Linked DNA regions of Homo sapiens: region 2 is linked to region 1. Evidence: read pairs that join two places in POLR2A ChIA-PET (ENCODE). Cell type or tissue: PC-9. All regions are shown on one strand. Links, peaks and the distances in the headings refer to the core of each region. The heading gives the core; the rest is flanking DNA.

Region 1 (5,000 bases), core at 1-5,000:
GAAATCTCCGCCTCCCAGGTTCAAGCGATTCTCCTGCCTCAGCCTCCCGAGTAGCTGGGAATAGAGGCGGGCATCACCACACCCAGCTAACTTTTGTATTTTTAGTAGAGATGGGGTTTCACCATGTTGGCCAGGATTGTCTCCATCTCCTGACCTCGTGATCTGCCCACCTAGGCCTCCCGAAGTGCTGGGATTACAGGCGTGCCACCGTGCCTGGCCTACAAATGTTCTAATTTTTTTAAACTTTTGGACTCTTTTGTAGTAACAGTTAGCTTAAAACACAAATACAGCTGGGTGTGGTGGCTCACGCCTGTAATCCCAGCACTTTGGGAGGCTGAGGTGGGCGGATCACCTGAGGTCAGAAGTTCAAGACCAGCCTGGTCAACATGGTGAAACCCCATCTCTGCTAAACTTCCAAAAAGAATTATCCGGGTGTGGTGGCGGGCGCCTGTAATCCCAGCTACTCAGGAGGCTGAGGCAGGAGAATTGCTTGACCTCGGGAGGTGGACGGTGCAGTGAGCCAAGATCGCGCCATTGTACTCCATCCTGGCAACAAGAGTAAAACTCTGTCTCAAAAATAAATAAATAAATAAATAAATAAAAATAAATTCAATTAAAAAAATACAAAAGTTAGGCAGGGCGTGGTGGCTCATGCCTGTAATCCCAACACTTTGGGAGGCTGAGGCAGGTGGATCACCTAAGGTCGGGAGTTCAAGACCAGCCTGACTAACATGGTAAAACTGTTTCTACTAAAACAAACAAAAAACCCAAAAAATTAGCCGGGCATGGTGACATGTGTCTCTAATCCGAGCTACTCTGGAGGCTGAGGCAGGAGAATTGCTTGAACCCGGGAGCCAGAGGTTACAGTGAGCTGAGATCATGACATTGCACTCCAGCTAGGGCAACAAGAGTGAAACTCCGTCTCAAAAATAAATAAATAAATAAAAGTTAGCCAGGCATGGTGGCGTAGGTTTGTAGTCCCAGCTACTTGGGAGGCTGAGGCAGGGGAATCACTTGAACCCAGGAGGCGGAGGTTGCAGGGAGCCAAGCTGGCGCCACTGCAGCAAGCCTGGGCAACAGAGCGAGACGCTATCTCAAAAACAGCACCAAAACAAAAACAAAAACAAAAAAAAACAAAAAAAACCCCACAAACACAGCTTGGCACAGTGGCTCGCACCTGTAATCCCAACACTGGGAGGCCAAGGCAGGAAGACTGTTTGAGCCCAGGAGTTTTGAGACCAGCCTGGGCAATGCAAAGATGCCCTGTCTCTACAAAATATAAAAACCTAGCTGGGCGTGGTGATGTGTGCCTGTGGTCCCAGCTACTTGAGAGGCTGAGAAGGGAGGATCACCAGAGCCTGGGAATTCAAGGCTGCAGTGAGCCATAATCATGCCCCTGCACTCTAGCCTCAGTGACAGAGTAAGACCCTGTCTCAAAAAAAAAAAAAAAAAAAAAAGAAAAAGAAAAAAAAAGAAAAGATAACCAATTCACCCCCAAATGCCTGGGTTCATTTTGGGCTCCTCTGTTCTGTTCCTTTGGTCAGTGTGTCTATTTTACACCAGTATCATGCTGTTATGGTTACTAAACCTTTTTTTTTTTTTTTTTTTTGAGACGGAGTTACACTTTCGTTGCCCAGGCTGGAGTGCAATGGCACGATTTGGGCTCACCGAAATCTCCACCTCCCGGGTTCAAGCGATTCTCCTGCCTCAGCCTCCTGAGTAAGTGGGATTACAGGCATGTGCCACCACGCCCTGCTAATTTTTGTATTTTTAGTAGAGACGGGGCTTCACCATGTTGGCCAGGCTGGTCTCAATCTCTTGACCTTGTGAAACGCCCACCTCGGCCTCCCAAAGTGCTGAGATTACAGGCATGAGCCACTGCGCCCGGCTCTAAATAATTTTTTTGAGGGGGTACTTACTGTGAATGAGATTTTCTCTATTTCTTGTCTTTTTTTTTCTGAATTCAGTTTTTTATTTCTGCCTTTTTCTTGATTTCTTTTTCAGATAGTTTGTTAGTGTACAGAAATGTTACTGATTTCTGTTTGTTGATTTTGTTTCTTGTCACTTTAGTTCTAACAGCTTTTTGGTGAAGTCTTTAGGGTTTTTTCTAATATAAGATCATGTTGTTGGCAAAGAGAGACAATTTCACTTCTTCCTTTCCTATTTGGATGCTTTTTCTTTCTCTTGCTTAACCAGTCTGGCTAGTACTGCCAGTACTATGTTGAATGAAAGTAGAGAGTGGGCATCCTCGTCTTGTTCCTGATCTTGGCTCACACCTGTAATCCTAACACTTTAGGAGGCCAAGGCGGACGGATCACAAGGTCAGAAGTTGAGACCAGCCTGGTCAACATGGTGAAACCCCGTCTCTACTAAAAATACACATTAGCCAGGTGTGGTGGCGGGCACCTGTAATCCCAGCTACTTGGGAGGCTGAGGAAGGAGAATCGCTTGAACCCAGGAGGCGGAGGTTGCAGTGAGTGGAGATCGTGCCACTGCACTCCAGCCTGGGTGACAGAGCAAGACCCCGTCTCAAAGAAAATAAAATTAAATTAAAAATAAGGAAAAGATGTTGAATTTTGTCAAATGCTTTTTCCACATATAATGGATGGTCTAAGCTTTTTTAAATCTGAAAAATAACAGGCTATGTAATCATGTATGCAGAACCTCCTTAGCCAGTACTCACTCCCTCCTCCCCCAGCTGCAGACTGCTGAGGCTGAACTGGAAGAATCCAACAGGCTCTTCCCAGAAGGATTTCCTGGACCTTTTCTTAGAAGGGCTACTCTAAGAGACTCTGACTCCATCCCTGTTCATTTTTCCCTGTTCTGAGGTCTCCAAAGTTTCAGCTCATCACAGCACCAATGCCCATTGCAAAGAACACATGATTTATTCAAGACAACTCGTCATCAACAGCACTGACTCAAGGAACAAAACAGATGAAAAAACTAAAGCAAACGTTCTGACCCTCTGGAGTGAGACCCGCTGAATTCATACAGCTCAATCTGTAAGTGTCCAAGATCCAGGGGGCAGGTTCTCAAGCAGGAAGCCTCAGGCACTCTGGCTCTGTGGGGACCTCCCTTGGGCATCTGCTTGAGAATCTGGGGAAGGGACATTATCAGGGCAGGTCCTTTCTGCAGGCGGTGTCCTGCTGGGAGCTCAGCCTAACCAAGGCCTGGTCCCTGTGCTCTTGACCTTCATCTCAAGGTCAAGGAGAGGGCACTTGACCCAACTCTGCCAGCGAGGCAAAGTAATGGTGATTCAAGTAGTGTGGTTCCAGGAGGGAAGGTAGGGGGCAGACAAGAGTGAGTGCACTAAAGAGTCCTGGGCAGTGTCTGCTGGGTCCCAGGCAGTGGCCCAAGCTTATGAAGGGGTTGGAGAAGGGGCTGAACCACCAGCTGACAAGTCCTGGAGAGAGGGTGGCCCAGGTGAGCAGGAAGCATCATGCCTCTGCCTCATCCTGGAGGTCCTGGAGTCAGCCCAGTTCTCTTCCCATCTTTACACTCAATTCCAGTACAGAACTCAGAGCCCGCTCAGCCAGGACCTGCTCGAAAACCAGGCAGTTCCTAGAAGCATGGGGAGAAGAGGCTGACTTTGATCTTGGAAAATGAAGAGGATCTTGTCTCCAACTCCTTTCTCCCTTCCTATACCCATGCCTCATCCCCAGAGCACTTGCCAATGTGCAATACATAGCCAGGAGTCTGAATAAATAGTCAAAGTCTCCCAAATACTGTGCTCTGGGAGAGGAGACAGGCAGGTGCGGAAATCCAGGCGGCATCAAAGGAAAAGCCTGGTAGAAGAGCCACCTGGGGAAGCCTTTCCTGGCCCAAAGCCGGGCTTGGAAGGGCAGCGAGAAGTCCTGCCCACCAGACTCGGAAAGCTTTGGGGGCAGGAGGGCTGCTGGGGCCTGACTCCTGCCAGCCAGTCTGGAGGACGAGGGTCCTCACTATGGCACCCGGCTTCCGGACGCAAACCTTGTACAAGGAGGGAGGTGACTTGGTGAGAACTGGGAGTGGCCAGCTGCCCCTGCTCAGGGTACACCTGCTCCAGCCCTGGGAACAGCTCAGGCAGGGGTCAGAGAAGGCCCTGCACCTCCCTCAGCCCGCAGCGGGTGGAGGGGTACACAGAGGCACAGACATGGCCCTCCTGGAACTGGCAGGACCCAGGGCCTTTAAGCTCAGCTACCCCTGGCCCCAGAGAGGCTTCCTCGGGCCCCACTTGCCCTTTGTGGGACTCACTCAACCCAACCCTGGGTTGGGACCTGGAAGCCGAGGGAATGACAACTCTTCTGAAGCAATGGGTTCCGACCCTGGGCTCAGAATCAAGGTCCTTTTCTTTTCGGACAGGAGGGCCTCTGGGGGAACCTCCAGAAAAACCAGCTCCCCCTCTTCCTTCTCCCTCCCTGGGCAGAAAGCAGGGGCAGGAGGCTCAAAGCTTCATCCTTACTCAGCAGCATTTGGTTTCCAAGATTTCTGTGTAGGGAACGGGTTCAGAACCCTCTAAGTGAGGCACGGAGGACTCCCTCCCAGTTGGGAGGACCTAGGAGCCAGGGCTGGGGGATGGGAACAGGAGGCAAAGGCCAAGCTTGACCTCCAGGGGCCTTGCTGAGCCAGTCTCCTCATCTGTCTCCCAGGTTCAGGGGAGCAGAGGCAAGCGGGGAGAGGAGGTGGCTCAGGATAAGGCACCCCAACAGAGAAGGGCAGGGAGAGTAATGGAGAGAGGAATCATGAAGCAAGACACAGTCCCACTCTGGGAAGGAGGTGGAAGGAGACAGGCAGAGAGGTAGAGACAGAGAAGGAGGGGCTGGGAGACCTGGAGGCCTGAGAGACCCTCACTCCCTAACACACACACACACACACACACACACACACACACACACACACACACACGGAGAAGATGCCTGGGGACTTGGGCCCACATTCACACCGACCGACTACAGACATCTGTGGGTGAGACAGACGGCAGGACTCAGCTTTCAGTGTCGCCTTCCCTGTGGAGCAGCCGA
Region 2 (10,286 bases), core at 4,997-9,996, 250 kb after region 1:
GGGTGCGGTGGCGCACACTTGTAATCCCAACACTTTGGGAGGCCAAAGTGGCAGACTGCTTGACTCCAGGAGTTCGAGAGCAGCTGGGCAACAAGGTGAAACACCGTCTCTACTAAAAATACAAAAAAATAGCTGGGCATGGTGGTGTGTGCCTATGGTACCAGCTACTCAGGAGGCTAAGGCAGGAGGATCACCTGAGCCCAGGAGTTCAAGACTGCAGTGAGCCATCATTGCACCACTGCGCTCCGCCCTGGGTGACAAAACAAAACAAAAACCGAAAACAAAGAATATGCCATTTTATCCTCTAACTAATTAAGGAACACAGAAGGAAACAGATACAGATTAACGCCAAAAAGCTTCTGAATTTGTCAGCAACATGTGACCTCACACTAGCCACCTTCCCTCTCCATGCCTCAATTTCCTAAAGTGACTAAAAATGTCAGGAAAAACGACGTGCTCTCAAGTCTCTTCGAACTTCAAAATTACAGCCTATAGAGAGGTTTTTGAGTTCACTAAGGAAGCAGAACAGATAAGCCTGCTGGTCCCTTCCAGCTATTGTTCTACAATGTATAATAAAAGGTATAAAATTGTGTTACCCTGGAAACATCTGGGAGTTCTTTCCTTTATCCTGTCGTCTATCCCAAGACAGAAAGAAAAGGGTGAGTAGGCTAAGAGTTAGGAATGAAACCTGTCAAGAGTGCTGCCCCACATCCACCTAGCAGGTAAACAGAAGGAGATGGCTGATGTCAGAGTTTCTAGCTAGTGCCCCAGCTCTGTAGGGATTCAAGCAGTTCTCATTGGTGGTAGGAAGGCACTGTCTGTGCCTGATCAGATCTGAAGATTGCCTTTCTAAGAGACCACCTTCCTGGAGAAGTGTAGATGAGCTGATTTTAGTCATATCACCATTCCTTTAAATTATTCTCCACATATCAACCATGTATTTTTGTTGTATTATTGTTTTTCCACAGTCCAAAATGTTTTATACTATAAAAGGAAACATTCTTCGCCATGCCACTCCCAAATCTTTTATGGCTTTTTTTTGTTTTTTGTTTGAGACGGAGTCTCGCTCAGTCACCAGGCTGGAGTGCAATGGCATGATCTCAGCTCACTGCCCTCTGCCTTCAGGGTTCAAGTGATTCTCCTGCCTCAGCCTCCCGAGTAGCGGGGACTACAGGCCTGCACCACCACGCCCAGCTAATTTTTGTATTTTTCGTAGAGATGGGGTTTCACCATGTTGGCCAGGATGGTCTCGATCTCTTGACCTCGTGATCTGCCTGCCTCAGCCTCCCAAAGGGCTGGAATTACAGGTGTGAGCCACTGCCCCCGACCTATGGCTTCCTTCAGACAGAAGAAAGAACCCACCTCTTGAGCAGGACCTTCACAATCTGGCCCAACATGCCTGCCTGGTATTATCTCTCACCCGTGACCCCTACCCTTGTGGCGGATAGAAGTATTCTTTCTGCTCTAAAATGTGTAATTCCCTTTAAAACTCCAAGCCATGTGCACATGCTTCCTTTGTTTAGAATGTCCTATGACTCTTCTTTGCCTAGATAGCGCTTATTTATTTATATCTCAACACCCAGCTGAAATGGGTAAACTGCAGGATCCTGACTCTTTACTAAACTGTACCCAATGTTCCTTCCTTCCCTCCTTCTCAGACGTAATCACACTTCTCTATAGATTTGCAAAGCAATTGTACATACATCCTAAGGTATGATTACACCGAGCAACCTAATATTTGTATACCAGATTTTTATTTATTTATTTATTTGTTTTTGAGACAGGACCTTATTTTGCTGCCCAGGCTGGAGTGCAGTCACGGCTCACTGCAACCTCGACCTCCCTGGTTCAAGTGATGCTTCCACCTCAGCCTCCCACTTGCTGTGACTATGGGTGCACACCACCATGACTGGCTAATTTTTTTTTTTTTTCTGAGAAGGACTCTTGCTCTGTCACCCAGGCTAGAGTGCAGTGGCATGATCTTGGCTCATTGAAACCTCTGCATCCCGGGTTCAAGCAATTCTCCTGCCTCAGCCTCCCAAGTAGCTGGGATTACAGGCGCCCATCATGGTGCCTAGCTAATTTTTGTATTTTTAGTAGAGACGGGGTTTCACCATGTTGGCCAGGCTGGTCTCGAACTCCTGACCTCGTGATCCACCCGCCTTGGCCTCCCAAAGTGCTAAGATTACAGGCGTGAGCCACCACGCACAGCCATGACTGGCTAATTTTTAAATTTTTTTTGTAGAGACAGGGTTTTGATAGGTTGCCTAGGCTGGTCTTGAACTCCTGGGCTCAAATGATCCTCCCACCTCCGGTCTTCCAAAGTGCTAAGATTACAGGTGTAAGCCACCATGTCCGGTCCTGTATCCCTGATTTCTAGCATACAGAGGTCATCAAGAAATGTTGGTTGAATAGGCCGGGCGCCATGGCTCACATCTGCAATCCCAGCACTTTGGGAGGCTGAGGTGGGCGGATTGCTTGAGCCCAGAAGTTCGAGAACAGCCTAGGTAATATGGCTAAACCCTGGCTCTAAAAAAAAAATTATCCAGGCATGGTGGCATGCGCCCGTAGTCACACTACTGTACTCCAGCCTGGGTGACACAATGAGACCCTGTCTCAAAAAAAAAAAAAAAAAAGAAATGGTTGAATAAATGATCAAGTCCATGCTGAATGTTGCAGATGCTGTGCAGCAGACCTGAATTCATTTGTAAGGGGTAGGGAGAGAGCTCCATAACGAATCTTTCAGTTTGCATATTGTAAAATTGGAATTCTATCCAGTTAAGTGCTAGACTGATGACAAGAATGGCAAATAAAGAATGTGCTGACTAAAGCTACACAACTAGGTGTCAACCTAATGACTAAATCTGAATTACCAATCTTGGATTGACCACATGGCAGTATACTCTGAGAAAGTGGCGTTTTTTTGTTTTTTGTTTTTTGGCAGGGTCTCACTCTGTTGCCCAGGCTAGAGTGCAGTGATACGATCTCAACTCACTGCAACCTTGCCTCCTGGGCTCCAGCGATCCTCCCGCCTCAGCCTCCTGAGTAGCTAGGAGTACAGGCAGGTGCCAGCACACCTGGATAATTTTTATATTTTTTGTACAGGTGTGGTTTCACCATGTTGCCCAGGCTAGTCTCGAACTCCTGGACTCAAGTGATACACATGCCTCAGTCTCCCAAAGTGCTGGGATTACAAGCATGAGCCACTGCACTGGCCTATTTTCTATTCTTAAAACAGACGTCAAGTCCTTAAAACCAAAAACTGGGAGTGACCTTGAAAAGCTTAATGTCTGCTCAGAGCAGTTTTTGTAATAAAATATATACATATATATATATATATATATATATATATATATATACACATACATGTATATATATATTTTTTTTTAGACGGAGTCTCACTCTGTCGCCCAGGCTGGAGTGCAGTGGCGTGATCTCGGCTCACTGCAAGCTCCACCTCCTGGGTTCACGCCATTCTCCTGCCTCAGCCTCCTGAGTAGCTGGGACCACAGGCGCCTGCCATCACGCCCGGCTAATATTTTCTATTTTTTAGTAGAGATGGCGTTTCACCGTGCTAGCCAGGATGGTCTCGATCTCCTGACCTCGTGATCCGCCCACCTTGGCCTCCCAAAGTTTTGTAATATTTAATGATAACAGGCAGTCATAGTTTACACTGCTGCCCTAAGTCTGTCAGCCTATTTTGGAGAAGGCTGATTTCTGATGAGGACCCTGACAAGGATCACTATAATCACATTTACTACAAGGTAAACAAGACTTCACTCAGTCACCTTCCAGTTGTCTCCTCCAGCCGTATCTCATGTCAAGCTCCCTCACCAACACCAATTACAGGTCCTGGACAGGGTCCATTTGAAAGCTCAAAAAGTTCCCTTTCCCAGGAGTGCACTCTCCTCTCCCACTCCCAACCCTACCATCTAATATCATACAGATCTCGGCTGGGCGCGGTGGCTCACGCCTGTAATCCCAGCACTTTGGGAAGCCGAGGCAGGTGGATCACAAGGTCATGAGCTCCAGACCAGCCTGGCCAACATGGTGAAACCACATCTCTACTAAAAATACAAAAATTAGCCGGGTGTGGTGGCACGCGCCTGTAGCCCCAGCTACTCGGGAGGCTGAGGCAGAAGAATCGCTTGAACCTGAGAGGCGGAGGTTGTGATGAGCCCAGATCGCGTCACTGCACTCCAGCCTGTCAAAAAAATAAAAAATATAAAAAACAAATCATACAGATCTCTGAGTCCAAAGCAAATGCCTCGTCCTCTATGAAGTCTTTCTGAATCAGAAGTCTCCACTCCCTGACCACCCACCTCTATCATTCATCTTATAACACTGCCACATTCTGCCATGAAATTATTGTGTTCTCCCTACCACATTCATAAGTCCTTTAAGGAACTCTAAAGAAGACCATATTTTACTCTTACTCTCTGGGCACAGAACTCAGGACTTGGCACATATTATAGATCCAATTATATTCAGAGCTTGGAAATAAAGAAACTGCCATCGTTTTATAATTAAGTAGTTGGGAGACAGGTAATTTAGTAAGCAAGTTGCAAAGGCCAGGATGACCTGGGATCCTCCGGTTCCCAGAATATGGCACAATAGACACAGTGATTCTTAACATGATTAGAGTTGACATATTGACATATTCTTTTTTTTTTTTTTTTTTTTTTTTTTGAGACGGAGTCTCGCTCTGTTGCCCAGGCTGGAGTGCAGTGGTGCAATTTCGGCTCACTGCAAGCTCCGCCTCCCCGGTTCATGCCATTCTCCTGCCTCAGCCTCCCGACTAGCTGGGACTACAAGCATCCACCACCTCGCCCGGCTAATTTTTTGTATTTTTAGCAGAGATGGGGTTTCACCATATTAGCCAGGATGGTCTCGATCTCTTGACCTCGTGATCTGCCTGCCTCGGCCTCCAAAAGAGCTGGGATTACAGGCGTGAGCCACCGCGCCTGGCCTTTTTTTTTTTGAGATGGAGTCTTGCTCTGTCGCCAGGCTGGATTGCAGTGGTGCGATCTTGACTCACTGCAACCTCCGCCTCCAGGGTCAAGCAATTCTCCTGCCTCAGCCTCCCGAGTAGCTGGGACTACAATCACAAACCACCACGCCCAGCTAATTTTTGTATTTCTCTTCTTTTTAAGAGACAGGCTTTCACTATGTTGGCCAGGATGATCTTGATCTCGACCTTGTGGTCCGCCCGCCTCGGCCTCCCAAAGTGCTGGGATTACAGGCGTGAACCACCGTGCCTGGCCGACATATTATTTATTGATGGCTGTTTGGTTATTTATTAGTTCCTTTCACTTCTTTTTTTTTTTTTTTTTTTTGAGATGGGGTCTTGCTCTGTTGCCCAGGCTGGAGTGCAGTGATGCTATCTGGGTTCACAGCAACATCCGCCTCCCAGGTTCAAGTGACTCTCCTGCCTCAGCCTCCCCAGTAGCTGGGATTACAGGCACCCGCCACCACACGCGACTAATTTTTGTACTTTTGTAGAGATTGGGTTTCACCATATTGGCCAGACTGGTCTCGAACTGACCTCAGGTGATCCACCCACCTCAGCCTCCCAAAGTGCTGGGATTACAGACGTGAGCCACAGCACCCGGCCTTCACTCCCTCTTTATTAGTTCCTTTTCACATCTGCACTTTGGAGTGAAAAAACAGTGAGGCAGACACAGTGGCTCACACCTGTAATCCCAATACTTTGGGAGGCGAGGCGGGCAGATCACCTGAGGTCAGGAGTTTGAGAACAGCCTGGCCAACGTGATAAAATTCTGTCTCTACTAAAAATACCAAAATTAGCTGGGTGTGGTGGCACATGCCTGTAGTCCCATCTACTCAGGAGGCTGGGGCTGGAGAATCCCTTGAGCCTGGGAGGCGGAGTTTGCAGTGAGCTGAGATCAAGCCCCTGCACTCCAGCCTGGGTGACAGAGCTAGACTCCGTGTCAAAAAAAAAAAAAAAAGGCGGGCACGGTGGCTTACACCTGTAATCCTAGCATTTTGGAAGGCTGAAGGGGGTGGATTGCCTTAGCTCAGGAGTTCGAGACAAGCCTGGGCAACACGGTGGAACCTCGTCTCTATTAAAATACAAAAAATTAGCCAGGTGTGGCGGCGTGCGCCTGTAATCCCAGCTACTTGGGAGGCTGAGGCAGGAGAATTGCCAGAACCCGGGAGGCTGAGGTTGCAGTGAGCCAAGATCACGCCTTTGCACTCCAGCCTGGGCGACAGAGCGAGACTCTGTCTCTTAAAAAAAAAAAAAAAGGTGAGGTGGATGTGGATGTATTAATCATTTCTTAAAAATCAAAATTATCGGCCAGGCAGGGTGGCTCACACCTGTAATCCCAGCACTTTGGGAGGCCAAGGCGGGTGGATCACCTGAGGTCAGGAGTTTGAAACCAGCCTGGCCAACATGGTGAAACCCCATCTCTACTAACAATACAAAAAGTAGCCAAGCATAGTGGCGCACGCCTGTAGTCCCAGCTACCTGGGAGGCTGAGACAGGAGAATCGCTTGAACCCGGGAGGCAGAGGTTGCAGTGAGCCAAGATCGCACCACTGCACTCTAGCCTGGGCGACGAAAAAGCAAGAGTCCGTCTCAAAAAAAAAAAAAATCAAAATTATTTAAGATTGAGTCTTGGTAAACAATTAGGGTTAGACTTATTTATTTATATATTTCCTTTGTTCTCAACCCTCAGGAAACAGTTAAGATGGAAAAACATTGAGAAATTATGCATCTAATTTGTTTGCTTCCAAAATTTTCTTGTAAAGAAATTTTCCAAGGAAGGCATAGTTACACATGGAACAATAACGACACTGCACACGAGCTCCTGAAAGAGATGGCAGTCTCCAGGATTCGAGTGTATGGTGCTGTTCTGCCTCCTATCACAGGAGTCACTGCATTTCTAAAATCCTTTACCTGCTACAGAAATTAAATCACATTTGGGAACAGCCCTTTATGATAAGAAAATCTCCATCATAATATCGCAAAGGTTCCATCTGAGCAAGTCCCCCTGCTTGGGCCCAGCTTGCTGATTTGATCCTGCCAATCCAGAGAGACAGTTCAGCAAGGCCCTGCTGAAATTAACCAACCTAAAAGGCCCTCTTTGTCACCCCAGTGAAGTAGAACGAGTCAATTCTATACCAAGTGCTTTGGTCAGGCAATAATGGACTTTTCTTTCCTGCAGTAGATCAGCTGACGTCAGTAGGTGGGAGGTCTGCCAAGCCACAACAGGCTGTCTCTGGGGAGCTGGGTATCTGAAAGTCACCAATGTGCTCCCACTGCAGTCAGCATTCAGAATTTTCATTTGTGCAATTACAGGAGACACCAAAAAACATTATGGGTTAGTGAGAGTTTCCCCCCTCTTAACCTGACAGGGAGCTGTCTCTTGTTTATCTACACGAGTTCCAGTTTCTTTTTGCTCCTAAAAGGGTCATTTCTGCAGACTACATTAAACACAGGAAAATTCTCATAAATATCATTAAGAATTCCTGCCATCCAAAGGTGCTACAGCCTCTCACCCGAAACTGTCAGTTACTGAAATGTCAGCTCAGCTCGGCCTGGGCGTGCCACATTCCTTCCACAACCGAGGCTGCATGCTGCAAGCACCCCACCCCTTCCCTGGCATATGCAGCAGACTGATAAGGCCGACTTCACAGAGAACGTTCCAGGCTGTTCCCAGCCATATGGGATTAACGCCTTTTGAGAGCACCAGAAAGGAAAAATCTGGGAAACGTGCCATTAAAAAACAAACTCCAATCTTACCAGCCTATCTATCAGTTCCACTAACTGCCTAAAAACCACAACAGAGACGACTTCCTAGGAATGCAATCAACTGACTGCTTATCTCAAAGGAGCCAACTGTCTCTGATTTTGCCAATCAAGTCTGTTCACATAGAGACTGAAGGAGGGGAAATGAAGTGCTAAGTATATTCTCTATATGTTTAAGGACAACTTCCCATTTAAGGTAACTTAAAAAAAAAGGTATATATTTGCAAAATATTATTAGAGGAGACTGAAGACGTAGGCTATTTATAAATGCTGCAACGCAGCAGTCAAACGTTAGCTGCATCATTCAGCAAGTAATGCGAATCTCAGGGGGATAAAGCAGGAATTACAACTATGTCCTCTATTGTAATAAATAAAATGAATAAAATGAACTTGTCAGCATTCTTACAATACTACCAGATCTCGGAAGAAGAGTGGGGTCTGAATATATGAATCTTGGCTAGAAATTTCTAATATACAGCTGGGCGCGGTGGCTCACGCCTGTAATCCCAGCACTTTGGGAGGCTGAGGCAGATGGATCACGAGGTCAGGAGATTGAGACCATCCTGGCTAACACGGTGAAACCCCGTCTCTACTAAAAATACAAAAAATTAGCCGGGCGTGGTGGCGGGCACCTGTAGTCCCAGCTATTCGGGAGGCTGAGGCAGGAGAATGGCGTGAACCTGGGAGGCGGAGCTTGCAGTGAGCCGAGATCGCGCCACTGCACTCCAGCCTGGGCGACAGAGCGAGACTCCGTCTCAAAAAAAAAAAAAAAAAAAAAAGAAATTTCTAATTTAATCCAAAGATACAGCATGCTTCAGAATGATCCAGGATATCAAACACAAACTTATACACAGTATCAACTGAAAATGGATTCCTACAAAATAGATTAGACATGAATATCTTTGTCTTATTGATGAACGCCAAGAGACAGCTGTTTGAGGCAGTTCTTGGTATTTGGGGAATTTTCATTCCCCAAATAAAAATTTGGGGGTATTTGGGGGCATAAAATTTGGGAGTATAAAAATAAAAAAAATTGGGGGGTATTTATGGGATATATAGCTCTATCTTCTTGTACAGGCAGAGGCAGTGGGTGGGAATCCCACTGCGTTAAGCAACACAAAAGACTGCAGATACAAACATTTTCGAACCAAAGGTCAAATGCTCTGGACTCTGTAAACCTGGCACCTGCAGTGAGTGCAGTCAGTTTCTCTATGGAATCCCAAAAGAGAGAAAAAAATTATAGTGAAGCTGAAAGGAGTCTCTATTAAAAACAAAGCATTGGGATTGCCATTCTTTCAGCAAGTTGAATGCACTGGATGTAAGAGACATTTGGAATACTACAAAATGAATTCTGATTCTCAGGCAGGACACCACTAGACATACAGTTTTGCAAGAAAGGGATTTTTAGGGACTAACAGGATGAACGGGTCGTTTGGTCATTTGGTTATGGAAAAATTCATAAACATCACCCAAAGCAAAAGATCATAGAAACCATTCATCAGTTGCTTTTGTTGCTTAGTCAGAACCCAAATGTGCAGAACCAACAATGTCTTTTTTCCGTGGCTTAGGATGCCAGCCTATTACCAAATTTCAGATTTGCAAAGCAAGAGAACTATATCCATGGATGTGGAAGGGCTTCCCTAAGAACAAACCACCAAAGAATTGATTAGCACTCATAAAATTGTATACCAGTTGATTCTCAGATCAAACAAAATTAACTCAAAACCAGCTTAGCTGCAGATTTTAGTGGCAGATTTGATGGTAAGCAGAGAGGTCAATAATACATAAAGGATGACTGAACACCATAAATAAAAACAACAAATATTTTTGCTTAAACCACATTCCAATCAGGATTGTGGATCAGCATGTCAGCCTTCAAACTGATTAATTCATTTCAACTTGTTAGCGCAATTTTGCAGAGGTGAGCAGGGACTTAGCTTTAAGAAAGCAAAAGATTCATACTGCATTGCATCAAAATCCAGAAATGCAGAGCAATATTGAGAAAACTTACTTCTGATTGCTTCCCAAATACTATCTTGCTGCTACTTACCTTTTAACCTGCAAAATTCAGATGAGAGGTATTTAAGTTCCTTATTGTTACTATGACTCAAAACAGGAAATGGTTATAATGTGGCCCATTTTTATAAACCTCATTTAAGTAAATAACTCATCTGATTTATAAAAAGGCCTGCCTTGGATTTATCACCTATAAACACTAGAAATTTCCAATGTTTATATTTTTTATTTTGGGATATCAAGATACTAAATTTTTTTTTTGTGAAAAAGGTCCGACTTAGAAAACAAAGACTGTACACAAAGAAAACATATAAAGAGAGCTGTTTTTTAATTTTTTTTTTTGAGACAGAGTCTCGCACTGTCACCTGGGCTGGAGTGCAATGGTGCAATCTCGGCTCATTGCAACCTCCAACTCCTCGGTTAAAGCGATTCTCCTGCCTCAGCTTCCCAAGTAGCTGGGATTACAGGGGCCCACCACAACACCCGGCTAATTTTTT

What was found. Peaks named below come from ENCODE experiments on the same cell type or tissue, not always from the same donor. Only the 100,000 strongest peaks of a DNase experiment are listed, where the experiment ranks them.
Region 2: POLR2A ChIA-PET joins it to region 1 with 15 read pairs; 7 of 35 experiments call an interaction of 5 or more read pairs at or near these places.

Annotation. Positions count from the first base shown.
Region 1 is chr9:128,808,293-128,813,292 of GRCh38, reverse strand. It overlaps TBC1D13 (TBC1 domain family member 13), which reads right to left. Exons shown (of 12, transcript NM_018201.5): 12 at 2,863-5,000. Among named protein-coding and RNA genes, the nearest start is that of ENDOG, 7.7 kb to the left of the region's middle. RefSeq lists a silencer at 1,328-1,501. In PC-9, for the core only: no CTCF peak of the experiment used is centred there; no DNase peak of the experiment used is centred there.
Region 2 is chr9:128,556,066-128,566,351 of GRCh38, reverse strand. The region is part of intron 1 of SPTAN1 (spectrin alpha, non-erythrocytic 1); the gene reads right to left. Among named protein-coding and RNA genes, the nearest start is that of SPTAN1, 8.6 kb to the right of the region's middle. RefSeq lists an enhancer at 7,416-7,475. In PC-9, for the core only: no CTCF peak of the experiment used is centred there; DNase peaks (open chromatin) are centred at 7,571 and 9,861; H3K27ac peaks cover 2,622 bases.